Linked DNA regions of Mus musculus: region 2 is linked to region 1. Evidence: chromatin loops called from intact Hi-C (ENCODE). Cell type or tissue: gastrocnemius. All regions are shown on one strand.

What was found. A loop is a pair of places that touch in the nucleus more often than their neighbours do. Peaks named below come from ENCODE experiments on the same cell type or tissue, not always from the same donor. Only the 100,000 strongest peaks of a DNase experiment are listed, where the experiment ranks them.
Region 2: it touches region 1 in a loop (4-fold over the local background); 1 of 42 quality-filtered maps calls a loop at or near these places.

What each region holds. Positions count from the first base shown.
Region 1 is chr1:186,695,422-186,703,421 of GRCm38, reverse strand. All of the region lies in intron 1 of Tgfb2 (transforming growth factor, beta 2), which reads left to right. Gm35655 (a long non-coding RNA gene) reads right to left here and starts at 2,466. Exons shown (of 2, transcript XR_373811.4): 1 at 191-2,466. In gastrocnemius, a CTCF peak has its summit at 4,302; a DNase peak (open chromatin) is centred at 668; H3K4me3 peaks cover 1,940 bases; H3K27ac peaks cover 5,717 bases.
Region 2 is chr1:186,477,971-186,485,970 of GRCm38, reverse strand. All of the region lies in intron 1 of Gm35426 (a long non-coding RNA gene), which reads left to right. Among named protein-coding and RNA genes, the nearest start is that of Gm35426, 4.5 kb to the left of the region's middle. In gastrocnemius, no CTCF peak of the experiment used is centred here; a DNase peak (open chromatin) is centred at 3,622; H3K4me3 peaks cover 422 bases; H3K27ac peaks cover 4,180 bases.

The DNA of each region.
Region 1 (8,000 bases):
TAGCAGCGATTTATTGTGGAGCCTTGTGGGGGAAGGGGAGAGTACAGTTAGTGTAGATTTGTTTCAGAGTTCTTTAAAAAGGGGGTGGGGAGGGAGGGAGGGAGGGAGGGAGGGAGAGAGAGAGAGAGAGAGAGAGAGAGAGAGAGAGAGAGAGAGAGAATTTTGCAGCAGCAACAGCACTGAGTGATACCTGAGAGGGTTAAGCACCAGGAAGAAACACTAAAAGAAAGAGAAAAAAAAAAAACTTCAGCATCCCTGTGTTCCAAGTCCCTGTCGTAAACTTCTCATTGGCTGCTCTGTTCTCTCCTCCCCTTTCATGCCCTATATCCTTGCTGGCTGCCTTTGTGAAGTCTCTGTGTCTTGCCTAAATAGATAACGCAGCCATCTTGGTAATTTTATCCCAGAAGTCAGAATTGCAGGGAGGTGCTTTTCTCTCCTAATATTTATTTTTAGTTTGACGAGCCATAGCTGTCTGACTTGCCGCGTCTTGCACTTGGTGCCCTCAGAGCGTTGGTCTACCCATGTGTCTAACCACACTCTTTCTGGTCACTTCTCTTACCCTGTAGTGTTCTCTTGTTGTTTAGTGCCGTAACAGATGCAGGGAACCCTGGCCAGCAGGACGGTTTTATTATTATAGTTACGGCCCTATCCACTACAGTGGATGCGTACAGTCCGCCCTGTTTATTGCTCCTGGGAAATAAGGATTTCTATCTGGGGTGGAGCCACAGTGATGCTAGGGAAGGGAGTTCATTGTAATTAGTCCAGAGCCACTGGGGCTGAGGGACGGCTTGACTCAGTTAGTTTTCTCCCACATACGTGTGTTGATTCTGCAGATGTTTGGGCTGACAGACAGGCATGTGATCCGGGGCTGAATAACTCCTTCTTCGGTGTTTACATGCCAAAGCTCAGATTAGCTGTCAGGAAGTCTGCAAAGAGGACAAAGATCCAATCTCACATTGCATAGGTGTGCAGGGAGCAGGCCACCAGGGGAAGTGCTTCAGTCCAATGGATGAAGGTGAGCAGAGAAGGGACAACCCCAGAACCAAGGTCATGAGCAGGTTAGAAGAACCGCCCAGGTTTTATGGAGGATGTGAGGGTATCAATAACATCGATATGTGGACTCTTCTGTATCCCACTCCTGAACCTCCGATTAAATGAAAACCTAAGTATGCTTACACACACACACACACTATACATACACACACACACATACTATACACACACACACACACACACACACACACATACACACATGTACTATCATTTTTACGTGAAAACTAGAGATTTAAGAAGATTGTGTTCAGTGTAGAAGCTTAGGAGTAGAAAGGTATATTAATAGCAGCGGATTCAACACAACTGAGCAGGGGCTATGGATAATGTTATAGAAAGTAGGTTAACTGATTTTCCAGGACTTTCTAGATATAGGGAGTTCTTCCAGAAGAGAGAGGGAGAGGGAGAGGGAGAGGGAGAGGGAGAGGGAGAGGGAGAGGGAGAGGGAGAGGGAGAGGGAGAGGGAGAGGGAGAGGGAGAGGGAGAGGGAGAGGGAGAGGGAGAGGGAGAGGGAGAGGGAGAGGGAGAGGGAGAGAGAATCATTCCATTGTATTTAAAGCAAGGAGATTTGGAGGAGCAGGGCTGGCTGGCTTCTATGCCACTGTGGTGCATACAGGGAGCGCATGTGCCTGTTACATCTTGCAGTGAATCTGAAGAGGGTCACAAGCCCATAGAGAAGTCATGGGAAAGATCGCCGCCTCTTTTTTTTTTTTTTTCCACCAACTTATTAGTGTTCAGGGAGTGACTTCAACTCAAGTATTACAAATATGCCCTAATTATGCTTGGTGACTATATATCACTACAGACGGCTGATAGCCCTTGGTGGGACGTTTTATAAAGTTCAAACTCAATCTTTTTAGCAATGTGGAGATTGAAAACCGAAAATACAAGAGATATTGTATATGCCCTCAGGCATACTTTGTCTTAAATATTATCCTTGGCCAAGTGTGCTGTATAAATAAGTAGATATTAATAGAACTGGCCAGGTGCCAAGCTTCTAGTATGAATTTTAGCCAAGAATGTATTTATGGGGGTATAAATAATACTGTGTCAACATTTAAAGAAGGGATCTGATTAGTTTTGAATTTCTGCATATTGATCTTTTCGCATACTGTTGGTTTAAGACTCAGAGTGGAGTTGTGCTAGAGTTTACGGATCCTGTGCCCTGCAGGAATTAGTGGATACCAAACACTTTGACTATTCCTTTGAAGTTCAAGGTGCAGCTATTCAAAAGACGCTGTATAAGGCTTTAGAAATTCTGAAAAAGTGACTCTTTTTCTAAGAAGACTCTAAATTGATATTAAAACAAATAGAGACCCAGTGGGGAAAGGGGAAGTTGTTTTCTTTTTTTGGTCTATTTTTCATTATTTACTTATTTCTTTGTTTGTTTGTTTTGTTTTAAGTCTGAGGTTCTCCCATGTAAAGACATACTTCCTATCACTGATCTGTATTCTAAACCTGTTTGTTAAGATTCTGTCTTAGACTGTAGCTGAAGCTGCTCTCAGACTTGTCTTATAGTTTAGGTCATCCTCAAACTCATGGTCCTCTGCCCTCACCTACCCTAGTGCAGGGATTATGTGCACTGCCATGCTTGGCTCTCCTCTCTGCTTCTCTTCCCAGCGAAGTGTTGTGGGTCTAACTCTGGCAACAGTGAGCCCTGCTCTCTCCTCCCCTTGCTCTGTGTGGCTTCTGCTGTGACAGCTGAAAATGTCTGAAAATATTTTTCACTGTCTTGAGGTGAGATTCTGCTGGTCTTCATTAGATAGAAGCCAGGGATATTTCTATCCTATTATAACGAAGAGGGCAGCCTACCCCTTCCGCCATATGCCAGAGAATTATTCTGCCTCAAATTTCAATGTTGCCCATGGTGGGAAGCCACAGTTCCCTGGTGTGCAGCTTCGGTTGCTGAATTCTACTCCTAGTAATATTTTAAAAAGTAATAGCAACAACAAAATATCTTTATGATCAAAGGATATTAAAATAAAATCATCAAATAGAGAATAATCAGAATAGAATATGGACTGGGCTACTTTGTATGACATGTTTTTTATTGTTGTGATATTGAAGCTCCTACATTTGAAACAACCAACATTCCCATTCATTTGCCTTCAGTAATGGGGTTGGTCCCTCATTCACCAGGAATGCCAAGTCAGCACATAGAAAACAAAAAGAACCCGAGGAATTATCTTGGATTTTCCTTTCAAATAGAATAAGCTTTGTGTTAATGAAGAGTGGAATCTGCAGCCTGGGCAAGCAAAGACAGTGACTTGCCATGTCGGCTGGTTCTATCTCTGAATCAGGTGGGCTGAAGTGCACAGCGTGGAAACATCACAAAGAGTTAGCCTTGGTAGTTCTTTCACATGAAGGCTAAACACTTAATGCTAAGCAATTCTCCCTCTCTGGTCCTCCTGTAATTTCCAAGTGAAATTGCGGGATGTAGAATGAATGCCAATGTCAGCATGGTTTTGAGGAATGTGACTTAGTATTCAATTCATGAAGCTGTCTTTCTATATATCCAGATTGCTGGCCTAATGAAGTGGAATATTAGCAGAACACAGTAGTAGCCTTAATTTATTATTTTTTTTTATTTTGTTCTTTCTCCTCCTCCTTTCTTAAAGATTTATTTATTATTACATATAAGTACACTGTAGCTGTCTTCAGACACACCAGAAGAGGGAGTCAGATCTTGTTACAGATGGTTGTGAGCCACCATGTGGTTTCTGGGACTTGAACTCAGGACCTTCAGAAGAGCAGCCGGAGCTCTTAACTACTGAGCCATCTATCCAGCCCCGTAGCCTTACTGTAAAGCTGTATTTTTGCCTTCTCTCCTAAAAGATTCTCTGTGTATGTTCGTAGATGAATGTGAGTCAGAGACAGGAAGGGGGGTTGGTGAGTGAAGACTAGCTAGGACCTCTTGACTTCCATGATGGCAGTTATTAATGTACAACAGAGCTGACTCTCTCATTCCCTCCATTAATGCCTCGTTGTGGTTACACCCAAGCACCTCTGCGCTCTCCTTCTTCCAGATCTCCTTCATTTTTACTTTGCAAAGTGAGTAGGTGAAGCATCAAATTAAAACACAGTTTATAGCTGGAACAGGGAGGTGGTTTTGCTGCTGCCTCTCTTGAGTAGACCCCCATGTTTTAAAGTCTAGGGGTTCCCCAAGGTTAAAGAGCATGTGGTTCGCTTAACTACACCCTCCCCCCACGTCTCCACAGCGCCTCCTGTGGTCAAGGCCAGGGAATGCAGGTCTTGAAAGTTGTCTTCCCCATGGTGGAGAGATGCAGATGTAGCCTCCTCAGGCACCTTCTGTGTAAAGATATGAAAGAATGACAAATCGTTTTTCCTAGAGGAAATGGAGATGTGAAAAGGGCTAATGATTCACCGTTGAACTCCCATCAAATCTGGGTTAGAATTGTGGAGGTCAGTACTGCGGGGTCTTTGCCCAGAGATTACAACACACTGGAAGCTGTAATTTTGGAAGGTTCGGGAAGGCAGGGTGGAAGAGCCCGGGGAGAAGTGTGCAAGGAAGGGTTCCTGGCCTAGATCCTTCCCCACTGACTCTGGCATCTTCTTCATAAATTCCCAAGAGAGGTGGGCAGCAAGCAGGTGCCTGCCCAGGGCAGTCCTGTCCGCTGCTGTCTCCTCGCGTTTCCGGTCCGTCCTTAGGTCTCAGTGAGGAATCCGCTTTGCAGATTCCCAGCAGCCTGACGAAATGTGGCTTTGGCTGAGACAAACAGATGTTTCTGTTGTCATTTTTTTAAAAGCATCTGGTGTGTTTGTGTTCTGCTCTTTAATATATTTTGAACAGAGATAGTATTTAACCCAGAGATAGTATTTATAAATTCATTGTTCTCTGGGCACTTATTTTAAATTTAATAACATGATAGGGTTCTAGGTCAGGCTCTAGGTCAGGCTCTAGGTCAGGCTCTAGGTCAGGTTCTAGGTCAGGTTCTAGGTCAGGCTCTAGGTCAGGCTCTAGGTCAGGCTCTAGGTCAGGTTCTAGGTCAGGTTCTAGGTCAGGTTTAGACCAAAAGATTCTCTTGCAGCTTTTGTTTAAAAGACATCTGTGTCTTGCTCCAACCCAAGCTGCCTTGGGTGGTTCTTTCTTTACTAACCTCTGAGAGTCAGAAGTGGGTGTTAGACTGCACTCTGGCCACCGGCTTCCTGTGTTGGCCGGATGGCTTTGACTCCACATCATACCCTCTTTAGCCCCTGGCTTTTAATCCAAATTGCCCCTCACCCTTTGAGATGATGGGTATCCCTCTGTAGGTGGTCAGGCCACCGTGCCCATCCGTATCTAGTACCCTGCTGTGTTTTGGGGATATGGCAGCCCTTCAGATTTCTACCGGGCCACCTACTTCTGCAGATTGCAGAGGTCTGATGTGTGAAGAAGCCCTGGGCAGCTTCTGGCACTTAGTAGGCCTCTGCATGGCAGTCATTATTCGTTGCATTGCAAATGTCATTGACTTTAAGATGTACCATTGCTACCACACCACCAGAAAGGAAGACTACTCCAGCAGATTCTAGTGCATGACTGGTTATGAGATGGCATGGGTTCAGCAGTACTTATATGAGCTGAGATGTCCCAGGGAACCACTTCTGCGTTCTTGGGATGTCTTGGCATCCCCACATCTTTCCATGGATGTTCCACCCAGTGGGTCCAGTTCTCTGGTTCACTCTGATTATTCTTCAAATGACCTTTAGGAGAAAGGATGGCAAGGTAGGTGACCTCTTACACCAGGAGGCTTTTGATGTCTTCTTAGGTTCATCTCTCTTCAGTAGTTAGCTCTGTAAACCCTATAAGGTCAGCTCTGCCTTCATCCTGTCCTGCCCCGCCTCTGCCTGTTACCAACCTGTTAGTACTACTTTCCGGCAAGCTTTTCTTTTGGCTTTTATCCATGCGCAGGCCATGGATTTTCATGTCTCTGGGTCCTGTGGATGTTGCTTCTTCAACTGGATTTTGAGGGTTGTTGCAGTAAGAAGATGGCTTCTCTGTAAGAGACCACCTTTGTTTTGTCTGAATACATTTGATTGGCTCTTGCGCACCCCGAGATCCTGACCTGTGGTTTACTCTCATTTCTGCCTCCCTACACTGTCTTGTGCTGTTGGATTTGTAGATGTCTCGGGTTCTCTCTGTCCCTACAGAACCTGGCACACTGTCTTTGCTCAATAAATGTTCAGCAAATGAGTGTTGCCTTCTGAGAATGACTGAACCTCCAAAGTGGCCTTAACACACAGTCCAGGAAACGGACTCTATTGCCTTTCCTGTTGTTTGGTAGAAATGGGGTCTTCATATGTAGCTCAGACCTTGGGATATGTAGTCCAGGCTAGCCTTGAACTCTTTATCTTACTGCTTCTGCCTTCTGAGTACTGGAGCCACCGGCGTGTGCCACTGTGGGTAGCTCAGCGTGACTTTCCTTGACCTGAATCCTTGTGAGAATGACTCTGTCCTCCAGAGGAGCACTGCATTTGCAAGTTCAGAATCGTTTCCTAGGGAAACAAAAGTATCTCTGAAGACTGCAAAAAACTGGAGGGAGTTCTTTCCCCTTCAACCTATTCAGCTTTCATCTGTTCACTTGATTGATACAAACCTTATGATTTATCAAGTCCTTGGCTTTGACCTGGACTGCAACCCCTCCCAAGCATTCTAGGATGCTTTGAGAAAGTTAACCCATCTGGATGGCAAAACGAGCCTGCGCTTTAGAACTCGATAAGAAGTAGAAGCAAGAGAGGAACGCGTGGCAGGAGATGGACCAGAGGGAGTTGGGGTGGAGTTTGTAAACATAGGGTCCTGCCCTGAGTCTAACATGGCCCCATTGCTACAAGCTTTCAGAACTGTGCCGTTTCTGGCCTTGTAGCATGGGTTCATGCTTATCGCCTGCCTGGGCTTCGTTCTCAGTTTGTTAAGAACGAAGTCAGTAACAGCTGTTACTAGTGTTCTGAACCACGGTGTAGGTGTAGCACGGGTGAGGATACCTACCACAACTGCTTCTGGCTCTCAGGGCTTCCTCTCACCGTGGCTTCCTCTCACCGTGGCTTCATGGTGGTTCCCTGTCTCAACCCCCGCCCCTCCCCCCTTTTCTCCCATGCCCCATCCCCTGCTCCAGTGAGTCTCTATTGAGTAAAAGGAAGCAGGGCATTGGAGAGAGCACTGCCAAGCCAGGTCAGACAGCCGTGGTTAAGCTGGGTAGACTCACTTTGACTGGAGACCAGCTCTGGCCCAGCTCTGAATTATGTTCAGAGGCTTCAACAAGTGAAGGACCCCAGAGGGTGGAGGAAACTGGAGGAGAGGGTACAAGGGACTTCTTGGGAGTCACCTGAAGTGATTTGAGAAAGCAATCCAAACCAGTGACAAAGGGACCAGCCATGCTGAGCCCTCGGGTCATGCTTATCAGTATACTGTATGATGTTTCCTCTGTGAATTTGTGCCCTAACTTTCTTGGGGCAGCTTGGGAACACCACTCCACTGGTGCCAGAAAACTCTTCTGTTCAAGAGGAAATTGACTGGATTTAGGTCCTTTGGAAAGAGGAGAAGCTTCGTGGAGCTGAGAAAACCCTGCCCCGTGGACCGCTCCCTTCCCTTTCAGTCTCTCAAGCAGCGCTTGGACTTGTTAGGCCTGAGAAGTTAGAAATGTTTGGCTTAGATTTTTCTTTAGCCACAATGACTTGAGAAACCAAAGGCAGATGGGAAATACTCTGTGGATGTTGTGAAGCCCAAACCATCTGAAAATAGTTTGAATGCATTTCCAACCCTCGGCAGGCAGCTGTTTTCCTTCACACCAGCCGGCTCCATGCACCCCCATTCCCAGGGAGAGTGTCTCTGCTGCCGCAGGCCTTCCTGGCTCTCTCCACACTGGTAATTAGGAGCCAGGTTGTTCCTGAAGAGGAGACTCCACATATCTGAACGCACAGTCATGGGGTAGCTATGTGAGATCTGCTCTCTGGTG
Region 2 (8,000 bases), 220 kb after region 1:
TTTTCCCTCTGTGATAGGTTGTCAGTACTTTGGAAATAAGTGTCCTCCTTCTTGCTTGGAAGAGTATCCTTGCTTCAGTGGGGGTTTTGGTTGAAGGATCTTATTGGTTGTCTCTTTTACAACCCCATGGCTCCTGATGGAGACAGTGCCATCTGCCAAATGTCCACTTCTGCTGCCTTTTACATCTGCATTTCTCGTCTGAAACTAAGCCCGGAAATTTCCTTCTTCATAATTTTGCCTGCAAAAACTAGAGCTTCACCAGAGACATAAAGATAAATACCACCGACCCCCCTCCCCCCCCCCCCCATTGTAGAGACAGGTCTCACCATAGAGCTTAGGCTGTTTTCAAATCCATGGTAATCTGCCTCGAACTCCTAAGTGCTGGGAAGACAGCCATGAGCCTTCTCCTCACCCCAGACAGACACATTCTTCTAAAACAAAAACTCTTATGGGCCCATTTGCAACTACAGTGCAAGTTCCTTTTAGAGAAATGTTTAGGATCAGATGTGTGTTTCAATTTCAAATTACCTATTTGTGTGTGTGTGTGTGTGTGTGTGTGTGTGTGTGTGTGTGTGTATTGGGGACAGGAATGAAGTTTCATGGTCACCTGATATACATAGCCTGAGGATAATTACTTAAGAATATTTTTGCTTGCCTGTATTTTGACTGTGACCTAACAATTGAGGTCAAGTGTGGAATTTTCCACATGTGATGTCCTGTTAGCATTTTATCAAAATTCAGTTAATTTTGGAATGTTTCAGATTCTGGCTTTTGGGTTAGGGGTTCTCACTTTGTGTGAGTTGCTACATTCTAAATTGGATGAGGGATGCGCTTGCATTGTGTCAGTCCTTGGTACCCTTGGGTACAGATCAAAACTTGACTTGTCTTGATTTACCCTCTTGCTCAGAAATATCAGTGTCGATTACAGAAAGGCAGCATGGCATGGTGGCATGCAGGGGATGGTGGGTAACAGTCTAGTCATTTGATTGGCTTTCATACAATGTGCTATCTCTACTCCAGGCAGATATCCTCAATAAATAGTGTTAGGTCATCTCACTGCCCACATGGAGTGAGTTCTTCATATCTCTCTCCCACCCTGTGAAAATCGTATGTAAATATGTTATTGAATGTGCAGCTGTTTTTAGAAAGGGTCTCTGAATATTATGTTTGGAATCTTAATTCCATTTTTATGTCCTTAATAAAATACCAACCAAAATTAACTAGGGGAGGAAAGAGTTTATTTGAGCTTATAGCTCCTAGATTATAATGCAAAAATGAGAGAAGACAGGGGGACAACTCCAGGCAGGAACCTGGAGGCAGAAGTGGAAGCAGACAGAGACTGTAGAGGAATGCTCCTTACCAACTTGCCATAAAGCTTGCTCGGCATGTTTTTAAAACAACCCAGGACCACTTTACCAGGGTGCAACTACTTACCCATGTCAGTGTTTAATCAAGAAAATGTCCAACAGACTAGCCTACAGGCTAATAGAGTCTTCTCCAACCAGGTTTCTTCTTTTCAGATGACCCTAGATGTGTCAACTTAATGTAAAACTAACCAGAAACTTGGCATTTCATCTATCTATCTATCTATCTATCTATCTATCTATCTATCTATCTATCTATGTCTCTATCTATCTCTCTATCTCTCTATCTCTCTATCTCTCTCTCTATCTATCTATGTCTCTATCTCTCTATCTATCTCTCTATCTCTCTATCTCTCTCTCTATCTCTCTCTATCTCTCTCTATCTCTCTCTCTATGTGTGTGTGAATATATATGAAATATATACATGAAACATATATGCAGCTGTATACAGTGAGTGCAAGCAAAATCCATGAGAAACAACAAGGATTAAGATCAGCATAGAAACATTTTAGAAACCCATCCTGTCCCAGTCTCTTCCTTTACTGCAGAGGGAGCTGGATCTCAGATACCAACACATAGAAAGTGGAAACTGGAGAAAGCAGTAGCCATGGGCAGGAAGGGGTTGGAGGAATGAGAGAGAAAAAAGGGGGACAAATGAGACAAACCCAAATGACAAGGTGTTAGAAAAGATACCATTATTTCTTAGGCTAGCTAAAAAAGAAATTAATAAAATAAATTTGACCCTGGGAAGAATAGTCCATGAGCAGTTAGTCATGAGAAGATCAAAGGATGCTGACCCCATGCATGTCAAAGTGACTCAATGTTTCATTTTGAGCTGAAGGAAAGAACCAAATGGGAAAGGTGCCTTCTTGGAACAGCTCCTGTTGGACTAAAAGTAGAAAGGTCTTCCTAAGAAGTGAGAGCAGCTTTACAGCTATGAAAACTGAAAGTCACCCTGACGGAGTCTCCATAAACCAGCCGTAAAAACACCAGCTCTTCTGTTAGTTCCATTCCCCTTGCGGCTAGCTTCCCACAACTTAGCACTCAAGCAGTCAGAGCCCTCTTCGTTCTATCTTGTCAGCCGCTCTTTCACAATCTGTTGTCCTTACAGTGGTCCACAGGCTTCCACGACTCACATTCCCTGACTTTGCACTTCTTTCCTGAGATGTTCCACGTGTGTAAAGAAATTCATATCACTCAGCAAGATTTATTAATTTGTCTCTTATCAGTTTCATTCGTAGGATACATTCAGAGAACTAGGAGGTTACTGGTGAAATATTTTTCTTAAGTTATATAAGACTGAGACTAAGACATTGATCTTTTGGTTCTTTAACTAAATCAGCAACAACAACAACAACCCCCTAAAGTTATTTTCTGTTTGAGAAAGTCTGTTATTACTACAGCATGGAAGGTGTCACTGTGTCACTGTGTGTCCTTCTTTGTTCCCTTGCTAATTTCATAGACTTTCTTTGGGAATGGATGAGTTAAATAGAATTGGGTCAGCATGGAGTTATTGAAGGTACTGTTCTATGTCAATTGGCTGGAGAATCTTATATATTGATTAATGGCTACGTTGCCACTTGTTTTGTCCCCTGTCACTGATAAGTTCCTAAGGAGGTTGAATGTGCTATGTGGAAGCTCATGGCCTAGAGATTCAGACTTGGGTAAATGCAGTGAGCCATCGGTCATTACCTCTTATACTGTCGACTTAGTCTGGATTTACTAAATGGCCAGCAGATAAGTGGCTTGATGAACTGGAATTCTCATTCCCACGACGACCTTAGTCCCTGCAGAAGCCACGCCATTACTGATGCTTCCTTGATGTGACCACTGACCTTTCAAAAGAAACCAGGTACCCAAAAGACTGGTGCTTTGTTTTCTGCATTTTTAAAGAAAGTGAAGTCTAACGTGCATTTTAGAGCTAGCCCTCATTCTGCATAAGCAGGGGGAGAAGTTGGAGGGATCCTTTTCGTCATAAAGAGCAGACGTGAGCTGCCTGCAGACAGCCCACACGGCTTATTTATGTGTATGGTTTAATGCTAAAAGGTGCCATTAAGGGGGAAGCCCACATCTAGTGTCAAAACAGTTAAAATCTTAAACATCCCTAATGACCGCTTTTAAGTCATTGCTATTTCTTCTAAAAACAAACCGGCCCTTCCCTAAGTGCAGGGCACTCGGATTACAAATGATACCAGTCATCTGGATTTCTCATTACGGAGCTTCTGCCAAGTTTAGACTCTTTGCCAAGGATGATTTAACCATTCAGAGTGTCAGGCTGACCTTGAGCTTGGGGGCTGGGTGTACAGAGCAGCCTAATTGCCTAAGCATCATTTTCTCAAATTCTAAAATATACTGCCGAGGTGAAACCACCAATTTGACTTCTCAACTGCTCTAGGTTAAAATCTCGAGCGCACATCATCACGCCTTCACAACCGAGTGTGCTAGGGGCCCTTGGAACTGTCACATATTAAATCAAATAAATACTTGTAAAGAAAGCTTTTTGAGAACAAGGGAAGGAAAGAGAGATACACGTATATGGATCCCAGAGCTGACACAATTAAATACAATGGTTGTGTAATTGGAGGCATCTGCTGGTATGTTTTCACTGTTCTGAAAAATACTAGGCTAGCTTGTGGTGGGCCTGTGCAACAGGGAATGACATTGTCCAAGTCACAGGATGACCATTCTGAGGACATGTAGAAATACAGGTCTAAGTCCCGCCAGGCATAAGGACCAGTCATTAACTTCGTGCTCTTAGAGGGATGGTTGCAATCCAGGATGGAACGGACTAAACTTTACATCAAAATGAAAGCAAATCAAAAGTGTCAGCTATCAGAGCTCACAGTCATCCACCTTCCTTCACGCCCAACACACTTTGTGTTCTCACTTTCTAGATGCTGTTTCAAATACCCTAGAAATGGCCTAACCTTTACAGTGTGGAGCTATCGCTTTTAAGGTGTCAAGTCTTGTTAAGGGTCCATGTATAAACTGAATCATTATCTTCCCGAAAGCAAGAGAGTGCAGCTTCTGAGGAGACAATGAGTAAAATTCATAAGCAAGCAAGCTAGCAAGCAGGCAGGCAGGCAGGCAGGCAGGCAGGCAGGCAGGCAGGCAGGCAGGCAGGCAGACAAGCAAGCATCTCTCTGCTTAGCATGCATGAGGGCTTAGGTTTGATCCTCAGGGCACAATCTACTCCCCTATCAAACTGGTTTACATTTCAAATGGAAGCAAGCTCCCATCTAGAAGTGAGACTTACTGAGAAGAGCTATATACCCATTTTTGAGGTCCCATGGGTTAGATTACATACGATTTACTATTGATTTTGAACTCCCCTTAAAGCCATTGGAATACCAAGGCAATGTCTGGAGACAGCTCTACAAAATGCTCATACTATTATAACAACACTTCATGAGCGTCTACCAGCTATCATGTCAGATCATCATATTAGGTTTTATTTCTTACCAAATTTAGTGCTATATCTAACCAACTTATAGAGTGAAGGCTTTAATCTCCTTTGTGAACTGGGGCTGAAAAGAGAATTCATATTGCTCACAATTGTACAAATGAGAGCTAGCTGTGGTGACTTAGCCCTATAATCCCTCTTGGGATTAAGACTTCAAGACCACTCTCTGCCACCTGGTACGATCAAGACTAGCCTGGGGCTGCATACACCCTTGTTTCAAATCAACCAATCAATCAATCAAACAAACAAAAACACACAACTGATATTTGGTGTGAGAGGCTTAAGTTCAGTCTTTTGTCTGTCCACACCATTCCAGTCATCCTGACGGTATTCAGTATTTATTAATTTTTTCTTTTCCTTGTAATTTCTTAATTTGAATCCTAGGATATGCACCTAAAAGAGGCTGAAGAGATTTACTTTTCAAACCGAAGTTAATTTGGGAGAATGATATCAACCTAGGCCCGGTCTTTGAACCTGATTCCAGAAACTGCCAGTAAAGTTGACGATCATTCCAAGTTGACGATCATTCCTTGGTGAGATGCTTGCTAGGAAAATGGTTTAAGAACCCAGTCGACAAGTGTCAGTACAGTATGCTCTATTCACTGGGCGATAATCAGTGCCCTGAAGTTCTAAATGTGACTTTCAGGGGACCTTCAAAAGAACAAGTTAAAGAATACTTGGCTCTGCCCTTTTTGAGTGATGGAGAAGAGCTTATACCTTGTTAGATTCTAGATTTTCTGGATCCATAACCCTTTAACATGTTAATTTGGTGTGTGTGTGTGTGTGTGTGTGTGTGTGTGTTCCTCTTAATATACATACTCCAAAACTTTTGTGTTTATTTGGGTGTTGAAAGACTTTGCAATGTGTTGTTTATACTACTAAAACTGTTTCTTTGGATTCTTTCCTCATAGTTAAAGGGCAAAGTTCTGCCTAAGAGCAAAACTGCAGGAAGCAGAAGAGATGACGTTAGGCTCCATGCTCACCTGCCTTCTTGACCCACCACTCCTGGCCTTTCATTTGTCTGATTTATTACTTCTTGTTTGTCCCTGTGACTCTCTGTCTTTCTCTATCTCTGTGTCTCTCTATCTTCATCTCTCTGTGAGTATGTATGCTCTCTCTCTGTCTGTCTCTCTCTCTCTGTCTGTCTCTCTCTCTCTCTCTCTCTCTCTCTCTCTCTCTCTCTCTCTCTCTCTCTGTGTGTGTGTGTTATTTCTCCCTTCAGTAGCAGTGATGTGAATCAGGTAGCTAGCTTTCATAGTCAGGATGAACAATAAGTATCTACCTTCTACACTGCAGAATCTAAATGAAACTTAGACAACTGAATTCCAACTTACACATTAATGTTAGGACTGATGGTATTCTGATGATGACAGGCAATATTCCTGTTAGGCAATTCCTCTTATTCTGTAAATATTAATTTGCAGATAGTTTTGGTTAATTGGCCATGTTGGCATTGAATCTTGTAGTTACTTTTTGCTGAGTAGTTAAGTTGTATATATATTTTTAAAAATATTTGTCGGGCTGGCGAGATGGCTCAGCCGTTAAGAGCACCGACTGCTCTTCCGAAGGTCCTGAGTTCAAATCCCAGCAACCACATGGTGGCTCACAACCATCTGTAATGAGATCTGATGCCCTCTTCCAGAGTGTCTGAAGATAGCTACGGTGTAGTCACATATAATAAATAAATAAATCTTTAAAAAATATTTGTCAGTGGTATCTTTAATAGGATTCAAGTACACTTAATTTCTTTTAATGTGTCTGGACTCAGTGGTCCACAAAGTCCTTTTCTGGAAGATAAGCAAAAAAATCACTTAGATGTAACTTTGTGATCCAACAATCCTTCTACCTCCACGTATTTGGAAATCTGAACCACCACGTCAGATCTGGTGTGACTACCTCTTAGGTTTATAGGACATTGATTAAGACACCAATGACTTGCCTTAGATTTGATTTTGATTCCTTTCAGAGGCCTTCCATGCATGACTCCAACGTGATTGTAAGCTAGTACTTGTTAAGTTCACTGCAAGGTGAAAGGTCATTTGTATGATTTGTAGTGTCAGTGGTCATGCAACTGCCTGTCAACATCTCTGGCAGCTCCGCAGCTCATGGAAAATTATGATACCACACGGAAGCCCTGGCCCTCTGCATCTTGTTTTGAGATTGTATTTATTTCAAGAAGTTTTAATTACATTTATTTATAAATGTGCATGTAAACAAACACACACAATTGAACACAGAGTTTATAAATAGCCACAAAACCATTCTAATTAAATGTCACATGGATTGTAGTGGGAGAGAATCAAGTGGGGCCCTAGGGCTTTTACTGCTTATTTCCGGTTTCCTTCTCTCACAGGACTTTGCTTTTGGCATCTGGATTGTTGACACGGGTGACTAAGCCTTGGCTTGGAGGGCGTTCCAGTCTCCAAGTTGCTGACTTTTGCTTTCCACCTGGGAGCTGGGGTCATTTTTCCAAGTCACGCTGCATCCTGGTTCCCAAGAAGGGATCCTGGGTGGGAAGGAGGCTTGGATCAGGAAACCAGGGCTCCTCAGAGGCAGCTTGCTGCTGTCCTGGGCTTGAAGTCAATGTCCTGAGAATATCCATGGACTCTCTGGGCTGGTCTGAGTAGGAATGGCCCCATTAGACTCATGTGTTCGAATATGCTTGGCATTAGGGAGTAGCATTTTTTAGGAGGTGTGGCTTGACTGGAGGAGGTGTGACTTTATTGTAGGAGGTGTGGCCTTGTTAGAGTATCACTGTGGTGGTGGGGCTTTGAGATCTTAAATGCTTAAGCTATGCCCAGTCTAAAACACATATAGTTCTCTCCTGCTGCCTGGGATCAAGATGTATACCTCTCATCTCCTTCTCCACCACCAAATCTGCCTGCATGCCACCATGGTTTATGCTGTGATGATAATGGACTAAGCCTCTGCAATTGTAAGCCAGCCCCAATTAAATGTTGTGTTTTGTAAGAGTTGCTGTGGTCATGACATCTCTTCACAACAATAAAACCCTAACTAAGACACTCTCAAACTGCCTTTTAAGAGGCATCTTAAGACTGGACCAAGGGTACAATCAGCTAATTAAAAGAAGCATAAATTCAATTAAACACACACATTTTTGCTCATGAGCCAGCAGTTAACCAGTTTGGCTATTATTTCAAACCTTGATTTGA